Linked DNA regions of Homo sapiens: region 1 is linked to region 2. The links are chromatin contacts, found by Hi-C in ENCODE. All regions are on one chromosome and are shown on one strand. Each heading gives the region's core, a stretch centred on a gene start or an enhancer-like site at or near the end of the contact. The rest is flanking DNA. Distances are from core to core; before and after follow the strand shown.

Region 1 (4,598 bases), core at 215-2,714, 580 kb after region 2:
GTAGCCCCTGGATTTGAGGGCCATTGATTCCTTGGCTGGGCCAATTTCCACTGCAGTCGAGGTCATTGCCAGGTCTCCACGTCTGTGCTGATAACTCTGCTTGATGATCCCTTTCCTCCAGTGTATGAAGGAGGTGGTGAAAGGAATTGCAGGGAAGGAGCATCACTTATCTTGAGTTATACCAGGACCTAATGGCAGTCCTGGAATCAGAAGCCAGCTCTCTTAATTCCTGACCAGGCTCTTTCTTCTTGACTCTGTTGCCAAAGTTAGTCACTTTGCCATTGTGGGGCTCAGAACAGGGCCTCTGGTTGGGGACTGGGGGGCTCTCCTCCTGGCCCATGTTCAACAGGAGGTCCCGGGTCTTCCCTGGCTGAGCCTATTCTTGCAAACTATGTGGGGGCTGATGTAGGACATAGAGTGGCCTCTGGGGAGACAGCCTTGTGGATCCTCACTAGGTCATTGGCCCTTCTGGCCCCATTGCCATCAGCGTCATATAGTGAGATCAGCTGCCTCCAAGCCCCATGGGAGGCCTGGTGTGAAGAGCTCAGCTCAGCAATGAAACCTATGGCCCATGTGATCAACAACATCCTGATCTCAGCAGACTGCTGATAGAAGGAGAGGTTAAGACCTATTCCAGAGCATGATTGGATTGGACAAGACAGCCAAGGTGCTCAACACATCAAAGAAGTCTTTCCACAAATGTGGCCATTCCTGCAGTGCTGCCATGGGGGAGCCACGACAACTTCAGTTCAGGCAACAACCCTCACCCCTCAATTGTACTCCAGCCCAGGTGACTGGGCCTGTGGGGAATGTCTAACCCAAGGGCTGTGATCTCTGGACACCCCAGGAGCCTAGAAGTGGCCTGAATCAGAGGCTCTCATTAACCTGGTGCCGACCTGAGTCATTCTGATTCTCTCCTTCATAGTAATTTGAACTGGAGATGTGGTGAGAAAGCCAGAAGGAGGCAGGGACAAATGAGTCATGAGCAACCTTCAGCGCAGCACTCCAACCTGGCATCTTGCAGCTCCTGCTGCCTCAGAGCTACAAGATAGCCCAGGGAGTCAATAGAGCCCCAGTGCCAAACAGCATTCCAGGTTCCCAGCCCCCTTCCCCTGGCCCCACCCCGCTGCATTCCAACGATAGCTAAGTCTGAACATACCTGGACTCCTAATTCCCTCCTACCCTTGTGCCTCCTCACAATGAGCCTGGTTACCTGAAGCAGCCTGTTACCAAAGGCCCCCTCAGTGGCAGCACAGACACTACTGGGGAAGAGCATCTCAGAGGCAAAGTGGGGTGCAGCTGTCCCTCCCACACAGAGAACTCCTCCACTCCCACCTTGGAGGATAGGGAGTGTTACATGAGGAGACCCGGCAGGCCCCTGGGACTCACAGGCTGCCATCAATGTGCTGACAGGCCTGGGATGCAAGGCTGAACAACCTGGGGCAACAGTGTGTCCAAGATAGGGCTGGGCCACAGAGAACCAGTCACAAGCCTGCATGTGTGTGCTGGGCAGGCAGCTGCCACATCCTTGCTGGCTGAGTCAGACCCCTTGGTCACTGAGTCTCCAGTTTATTGTTATTCACTGAATAACAGAAGTTTCTGTGGGCCCAGATGAGACTGGGGTCTGTCTGTCTTGTGATTGTAAGGCACTGGCTTTCCTGCCAAACAGCTCATTGCGCAGATCCAGGGCCTCTCTCCTTGGACCTGGGTGGACTCCAGGATCTCCTGCTGAAATAGCCAGGCCTCTCCTAGCCCAGGTCTTCAGAGATATCAACATCAGCACCACTCTGCATCTCAGGACAGGCCCTCGGCTGAGAGACAGTAAGCAGATTGCAGAGCTTCCTAGGCACCTACTGTGTGCCTGAGTGGCACAGCTGGGCCACATGGAGCACATGGAGATGGGTGAGACCAGCTTCCAGCTCTGAGAAGTTACAACCCAGCAGGGAGATGTGCAGCTTAGAGAACTAATCATCCCACATTGACACTGCAATGTGATCAAAGCCTTGAGAGCCATTCCCCATGATCCAGGGACTAACGGTAGGTGAGCTCATAGCTCTGGGGATCAGAGAGGCCTGCACGGAGGAATCAGCATTAGACCTGGGTTTTGGCGGCTGCATGGACTTCGACATGGAGAGGTAGATGGGAGCAATGGACTGAGGCAGTAGGTTCCCAAAAAAGGGACTTTCAATCTTTGCTGACACAACATTAATGTCAGTTGTGCCCAGGACTGTGCCAGAAGCAGCTGGGGGAACAGAGGTGAGTGCCATGTGGTCCCTGCCATGAGAGAGGGCCAAACAGGCAGATTTTGGCTGCAGCTCAGTGGGACAGGAGCTGCAGGTGAGGGAAGGGCAGCAGCGGTGGAGCCCAGCAAAGCAGCCTTGGTGCATGTCTTGCTGGGAAACAAGCACAGAGAGAGGGAGGTGGAGCCATAACCTGACCCTCCCCATCTCCACTTGATTGAACCTGAATCTGAAGGCATTGGAGAGCTGCTTTCGGAAGTCTGGAGCAGAGGCTGATGATATGGAGGGAAAGACCACAGATGCCATCTTTTTGGGGGCCAGCCTCTCAATGTCACTATTCTCCGAGTGTCCCTTGATCAGGTTTCCCCAAATATGTCTCCAGGGAATATGCATATGGTGGCAAGTGTTGGTTCACTCATTGCTGAGTGAACCGTGCACAACGGCAGGGGCAGGGGCAGGAAGAGGGCATCTCATTTCTTCAGCACATTCTAGGTACTATTGCTTGTCATCTTCACAACCGCCTGTGGGGTGGGCTCCATGACCCGGTTTTACAGTCGAGGCCCCTGCAGCTCAGGGCGAGACCAGCGGGGCACATGCAGAGGGAGGGCCAGGCAGCTCCCAGGGGGCCAGGCCAGGCATGTCCTCTGCAGAACTTGTTCTTTGGTGGGCTCCTACCTGAGGCGGGCAGCTGGGTTTGTTTGTCCACGAAGGTCAGTGCGTGGTTGCCTGCTCATCATCTCTGTGGTCAGCAAGGAACAAAGGCCAATAGGAGAATACCTGGGGTCAGGGGGCTGGGGGAACGGCGTGCTGTGCAAGACATCAGTAGGCTCTGTGCATGCACAGAGACCTTGGGGGACGTTTCCCTAAATCTCAGGCACACTCTTACACCCTCTAACCCCCCGCCACCCCCCGCCAGAAAAAATCTCACCCTGGGCGAGACAAGCCCAGGGTGAAATGAACCAACAGGGACCTCTCTGCGCCCTTCACCCGGTTCCTCTGGGAGGAAGGGGAACGCCAATGCCCGGGAGCGGCCTTTGGGAGGAAGGGGAAGGCTAATGCCCTCTCAAATGCTCTTCCCTGCTTCCCGCATCTACTCAGGTGTGTGAGGGAGCCCGCGGAACCCGCTCTGCCCAGCCGGCGCGCCCTCGACCGCCCTCGGAGTTCCGCGGCTCCGCGCGCCGCCTCCCCGCCTCCGCCGACATTCCGAGGCTCCGCGTTTGCCATTTCGATCTGGAGGCGCATTCTCCTCACCCTCGGAGAGAGACTGGGTCAAGGGCCCAGGCTGGGAAGAAGGGACAGCTAGTAAAGGAACTCTGCCCGCCTGGCCGGCGGAGAGCCGCAGAGAGAGGACGCTCACAAAAGTCGGTCGCTACCCGGCCCAAACGATTGTGGAGCCGGCGAGAGCAACTGGTCCCCCAGTCCTCCTCCCTGGAGGAGGTGCGGGGGCGCGGCAGGCGGGCTTGGCCCACCCCAGCCGAGGAGCTTGTGGGGGACGGCGGGCGGCCGGCTGGACCCCTGCAGGGCTTCCCCCACTTTCGGGAGCCCGAGCGGCCGAGGGAGAAAGGGCAGGGGCTCTCCGCCGTCCGTCTGGGAGAGCAGCTCCTCCCAGTCGGGCCCGCAGGTGTGGGTGGGGAGGGGCCGTGTCCGCCTCCGTGCTAGGTAGAGGGTGGGAGGAGGGACCTTGTCTGTCCCCCTCAGCTGGGTAGGAAACCCCGACTCGGACCTGTCCTTGAGCGCGGGGGATCTGGGCACCCCCTCCCCCAGCAGGTTCCCGAGAGTCCGCCCGAGGGTAGACAGACCTAGGCGTGGTGTGCACGCGCGCGTGTGTCTGTGGGTGTGCGTGCGAGCGAGGCAAGAGGGTCTTGGCGTCCCCCGCACCCTCTCTGCCGGGTTCTATATTTTGCCTTTCTTTGTTCTCAAAATAGTAGGCGAGCGCGGCCGGCGCTGCCCTGGCGAGGGGTGGGGGCTCCGCGCTCGCTCGCGCGAGCCGAGTTAGCTGCAGGGTTACAAACAGTATCTCCCTGCTCCCCCGGCCTGAATTAATGTGTTACTATTTCGGGCGAGCCAGTGTTTCCAGGGGAAACCTAATGACGCAATGACGTCAATGCAGGTCAGCAGCAGACTCTCCGGGAGGGCGGGCGGGCTCCCGGCTTTCGGGCTCGGCGCAGTCTGCGGGCGGGAGGGCGCCGGCGAGGTGGCGAGGGCGGCTGGCGCGGGGGCGCGGGAGCCCCGGCTAAGCCCGGGGACGGGAGGGCGCCCCCTCCCAGCGCCCGAACCCAGGCAACTTCCCGCCGCCCGGGCAGGAGTTTCTCCGTAGCCCACGGACATCCGGGAGGCTTGTGGAGGGCAGGCGGGTAA
Region 2 (4,949 bases), core at 995-3,494:
CATTAGCACTATTTTACAGATATGAAAACATGAGGCAGAAAGGTTATACGTAACATGCCCAAGGTCACACAGCTAGTAAGTTTAGGAGTTCTAATCAGTCTGATTCTCAACGTATCACGTGCTGTGCCAGATGGTAACACCATTAAGAGACACGACCTTGCCCTCAGGGAGCTCGCAATCTAGTGAGGAACCAGACATACAAATATGTCCTGCTATCACACCAGTATGTCTGGGTATATTCAAAGTGGTATGAAAGTTAAGAGGAAAGAGGCCTGTCTAGGTGAGGCATGGAAGGCTCTTGGGAATAATACTTTGGGATTTGAAGGATGAGTCGTGATTGTCCACCTAACCAGAGATCAGGGAAACTAGCATTCCAGGCAGGTGGAAAAAAATGCAAAGACCTGTAGGGTATCGGAGTTTGACTCACCCAGAAAGCATTCAGTAGCTTAGGGTATGTGAAGGAGGTGACAACAGAGGGGCTGGCACAATAGGTAGGGACCCAACTTATGGCATTTAAATTTTATCTTGGGTTATAGTAAGGCCCTAATGGATTTTAATCTGAAAAGTGGGATGTCATCAAGACTTGTATGACATGTTGGAGGGAACAAGGGGCAGGAAACCTGTGAGGAGACTTTCAGTCATGGGGAACAGAAGGTAGTGACAACAGAGATGGAAGCAAAGAGGCTGATAAAAGAGCTAAATGTAGAATTGACCTAACTTGGTGAACACTAGTTCTGTTATTATATTGGAACTCTCTAAAATGTACTCTTCAGCCTCGTAAAAGCCTTCTTAGGGATGCAAGTCTATGACTGAAGAGAAAAGGAAAGTCATTCACTCACTCATACCTGTTTCCCAAAGTCTGTCCTTGTTACAGACTTTGCAGATCAGGATGGGGCAGGCCCTGGAGGTCTGTTCAGACCCCGTTTCTCAGTGGCCCAAATAACATCAAGCTGTATTATACATAACATTCAGTCACATTATCAAATCATTTTAAGATTCACCATAACCCCTTAAGTTAGAACAAGTCTCATTTTATAGATGATGAAATAACGGAAGAGTTATGAGGAGTGCTGAAGCCAAATCCTCAAGAAATGGCAGAATTAAGATTTGAACTAAAGCCTGAAATCACGTGCTGGCAAGTGGTGGGTGCTCAGTAAATATCTGCTGAAAAAGCAAATGAATGAGTGAAGGTTTTTTTATTCCCAGCTCAGTTTACCTCGAGTCCATAAACAATTGATCCTAGAAGCCCACTGGGAATCCAGAGTAGACATAACACCTACCCTCGCTCCATTGAGAATCTATCAGTCCAGTTCAACTGAACAAGCATTTGTTAGGCCTAATAATGCCTGGCAATGAGCCAGTCTCCACCGCAGAAGAATTTCATTCCTATTTTGCTATTCTCCTCTCAGATGTTAAAATGAGGCAGGGAAATGACATGTGAAGCTCTTTGGGTCTACGGAGTCAAGATCTTCACAAAATCCTGAATGGATGTGCAAGAATAAGCCAGGTCCACAAGTCTGTGGCAAAGTGAGGAACTTCGGCAAAGCGGCCAGCGCCTGGACTGAGAGGCGGGGCCCGCAGGGCGATCCAAACGAAGGTGGACTTCTCCAACAGCCCAGGAGTGGGTCTGTGACCCCGCCGCCCAAGGCCGGGAATCTTACACTGGTTCTGCGGATTGGGAATTAGGAAGTAGGCGTTTTGAGGAACCATGGAAGCTAGCTAGCACTCGGGCACCTTCCCCTACCTCCCGCGCACTCTTCACACGACCACCTACTACGCGCAAGTCCCTCGGTGGAAGATGAGGCAGTAAAGGGAGGACCAAGACCCCTAATCGCAGCTTCCACTCCCCAAAGGAGAGTGGTGCACACGTTCAGTGCTACTGGTTCCCAAGGGCTAAAACCGGAGCCCCTAGGGGCCTGGACGCAACAAACCAAAGCCCAGCGGCCGGCCACTGAAAATGGGGGCAGGGGCCGCTGCGGAGCGATGAATCCTTTCCTCAGCCGCGCTCGGGCTGCCGGTTCGGCGGCCACAGGCCTGGCAGGCGCGTTAGAGACCTAGACCCGTTCCCAAGTAAGGGCCGCACGGGACCCAGGCCAGCAGCGGCAACTCGCGGAGCTTCAGCTCCCCTAGGAGCCAGAGCCGGGGGAGGCGGGGCCGAGAGCCGGGGGCGGGGCCCGGACGGGGGCGGGCCCGCGGTGACGTCGGGAGGGCAGCGACGCGCGGAGGCGGCGGCGGAGCCTCCTCCTGCTGCTGCTGCGCCCCATCCCCCCGCGGCCGGCCAGTTCCAGCCCGCACCCCGCGTCGGTGCCCGCGCCCCTCCCCGGGCCCCGCCATGGGCCTCACCGTGTCCGCGCTCTTTTCGCGGATCTTCGGGAAGAAGCAGATGCGGATTCTCATGGGTGAGGCAGATCGAGCGCGCGGCCCGGACCGGGGCGCCGGCCCCGGCGCAGCCCTTCCGCCCCCGCGTCCCTCCAGCCCCGCTCACCTGGGTCTCTGGCCCCGAGTCACCCACCTCATAACGCCCCGGGGCCTCTGCTCTCGGGCGGGTCCCGGTCTGCATCGCCGACCCCGGGGCCTGACACCCGGAGCTGCGGGCCTGGGTGGGGTGAAGCTCCCTCCGCCCCAGCCCGGCTGGTAAGAAGGGAGGATTCCGCCCTTGGAGACGACTTTTAAAACGAGCGCGGCCTACCTCCCGTGCCCCTTGCCTCCCAGTCCTCTCCCGCTCCGCGCCCTCTTTGGAGTTGGCTCACGCCACCCGACTGCCCTCCAGGCCTCAAAGGTAGATAACGACGCGCACCTGGAGGCGCTCCCGCTCTCCGCCCCAGTCACCATCAGCTGTTGTGGCCTCTCCCTTTCCCTGGTCTCTAGGGGGCTCCCTCGCTCCCATCTCCATCCCTGTGCCCCTTTCCGTTGCAGTTGGCTTGGATGCGGCTGGCAAGACCACAATCCTGTACAAACTGAAGTTGGGGGAGATTGTCACCACCATCCCAACCATAGGTGAGCCCGGGGACGAAGCAGGGAGCGGGAGCGCCGCGGCGGGCCCTCGCGGGGTCTGCTCCCAGTTCTGCCACTTTTCTGGAGCTGACCCTGACACCAGATACAGCTATTTGAGAAGTGGGTCAGGGTATCTCTACGTGGATACCGGAGGCAGGGTGGATGTGACCTAGCCCCGCCCTGTTGACCGCCAGTTCTGGGGTTCTGTTCCCCTGGGCCTTGATCATTGCCTTCTGGTTTTGTGTCCCTGCTGAAATCTAAGTAGTTTTAGTGAGTTCCTTTCTTTCAGGAGTTTTCTCATCTTTTTTTTCCAATTATCTGCAGGCTTCAATGTAGAAACAGTGGAATATAAGAACATCTGTTTCACAGTCTGGGACGTGGGAGGCCAGGACAAGATTCGGCCTCTGTGGCGGCACTACTTCCAGAACACTCAGGTGGAGTGTTGGGAGGGGACTTTCTAACCCCACGGGAAAAGGTGTTAGGGCTGGGAGAACAGAATTGTTGGCCTAGGCTGGGCCCCCAGGCCAAGGAAAAAACCCTTCCCCACTTCTACCCCTTCTGTTTGGCTATCCCCTACTCACTCTTCAGAACTCACCTTAGTCTTCCCCAGCTTGGACTTCTCTTTAGAAGCAGGATTCTGGGACCAGGCTGCCTGATTTAGCCCTCATAACATGTCTTTATTTCCTTGCACATCTTTGGATAAACTACTTCCTCTTTGCAGTGGGGTCTCTAGTTTGTGCCATGACTCCTGTAGAGCTTCTATAGAGTTCTGTAAACTTCTGTAGAGTTTACTAGATGAGAAGGATTGACACAATTACAAATGGGAAGAAAACAGAAAGGGCCACACTACGGTATGTCCCAGGCAGAAGTGATTGCTTCTCCTTTCTTCCTTCCTTCCTGCCCAGGGCCTCATCTTTGTGGTGGACAGTAATGACCGGGAGCGGGTCCAAGAATCTGCTGATGAACTCCAGAAGATGGTGAGTACCCAGAGCCCTGGGAACTGAGCCCTCAGCTTGGGGACAGAGTGATCTCTGTAGTGGTATAGAAGTCAGGGAGCCCCCAACAGGCATTGAAGACCAGGAATATAAGTTTTTCTTTGTGGACAGACACATTGTGTATCTCACCCTGTTTTGGATGGGAGTGACTTTTTCACTTTTTCTGTGCATTGTCTTGTCTTTTTTTTTTTTTGAAATGGGAGTTTTGCTGTTGTTGCCCAGGCTGGAGTGCAATGGTGCAATCTCGGCTCACTGCAACCTCCGTCTCCCGGGTTCAAGCAATTCTCCTGCCTCAGCCTCCCAAGTAGCTGGGATTACAGGCGCCCGCTGCCATGCCCAGTTAATTTTTGTATTTTTAGTAGAGACGGGGTTTCACCATGTTGGCCAGGCTGGTCTTGAACCCCCAACCTCAGGTGATCCACCCGTCTTGGTCTCCCAAAGTGCTGGGATTACAGGAGTGAGCCACTGCGCCCGGCCGCATTCTCATGTCTTTACATCTGAGTCTGAGAAGTTGTGGGAGAGATGGGACTTATATGTGGCAAAGAGAAACATTTTACATTCCTGCCTTTTCCATTTGGAAATGTTGTCATTTTGCCTAGGCAAGTACTCAAATTAGGAAAAGGTCTTTCTTTTCTGGACTTATGGGCTCAGGTCACCTCAAGCTCATTTACAACTATGTCTTGTCTTCAACGGCAGACTGCACAATACTTTTTTTTTCCAATCAAGATGCTAGGAGGTAGAAAGGGAATTCCCCAACACAGTAGAGGAGACGCAGCCTGGGTCCCACCTTCTCTTCTCCTCTCTCAGCTGCAGGAGGACGAGCTGCGGGATGCAGTGCTGCTGGTATTTGCCAACAAGCAGGACATGCCCAACGCCATGCCCGTGAGCGAGCTGACTGACAAGCTGGGGCTACAGCACTTACGCAGCCGCACGGTAGGGGTCCTGCCCACCTGGTGCTGA

Evidence for each region. A loop is a pair of places that touch in the nucleus more often than their neighbours do.
Region 1: a loop to region 2 is called in a map of Calu3, with 6 times the contacts of the local background. The contact joins the enhancer-like site here to the promoter of ARF5 in region 2. A Hi-C loop is called at or near these places in 1 of 168 maps with a recorded cell type or tissue (Calu3).

What each region holds. Positions count from the first base shown.
Region 1 is chr7:128,163,272-128,167,869 of GRCh38, forward strand. No RefSeq gene overlaps it. Among named protein-coding and RNA genes, the nearest start is that of MIR129-1, 42 kb to the right of the region's middle. RefSeq lists an enhancer at 4,024-4,598. Within about 2 kb of position 1,465, at least 4 of the 41 ENCODE cell types and tissues checked have a DNase peak (open chromatin) inside an H3K27ac peak, as active enhancers do.
Region 2 is chr7:127,586,167-127,591,115 of GRCh38, forward strand. ARF5 (ARF GTPase 5) reads left to right here and starts at 2,245. Exons shown (of 6, transcript NM_001662.4): 1 at 2,245-2,399; 2 at 2,917-2,997; 3 at 3,319-3,428; 4 at 3,900-3,971; 5 at 4,797-4,922. The coding sequence starts at 2,333. It overlaps LOC105375490 (a long non-coding RNA gene), which reads right to left and starts at 3,680. Exons shown (of 5, transcript XR_007060511.1): 1 at 3,590-3,680. LOC105375489 (a long non-coding RNA gene) reads right to left here. Exons shown (of 3, transcript XR_007060513.1): 3 at 3,703-3,785. RefSeq lists enhancers at 1,066-1,692, 1,693-2,318, 2,319-2,945, 2,946-3,571 and a silencer at 2,082-2,571.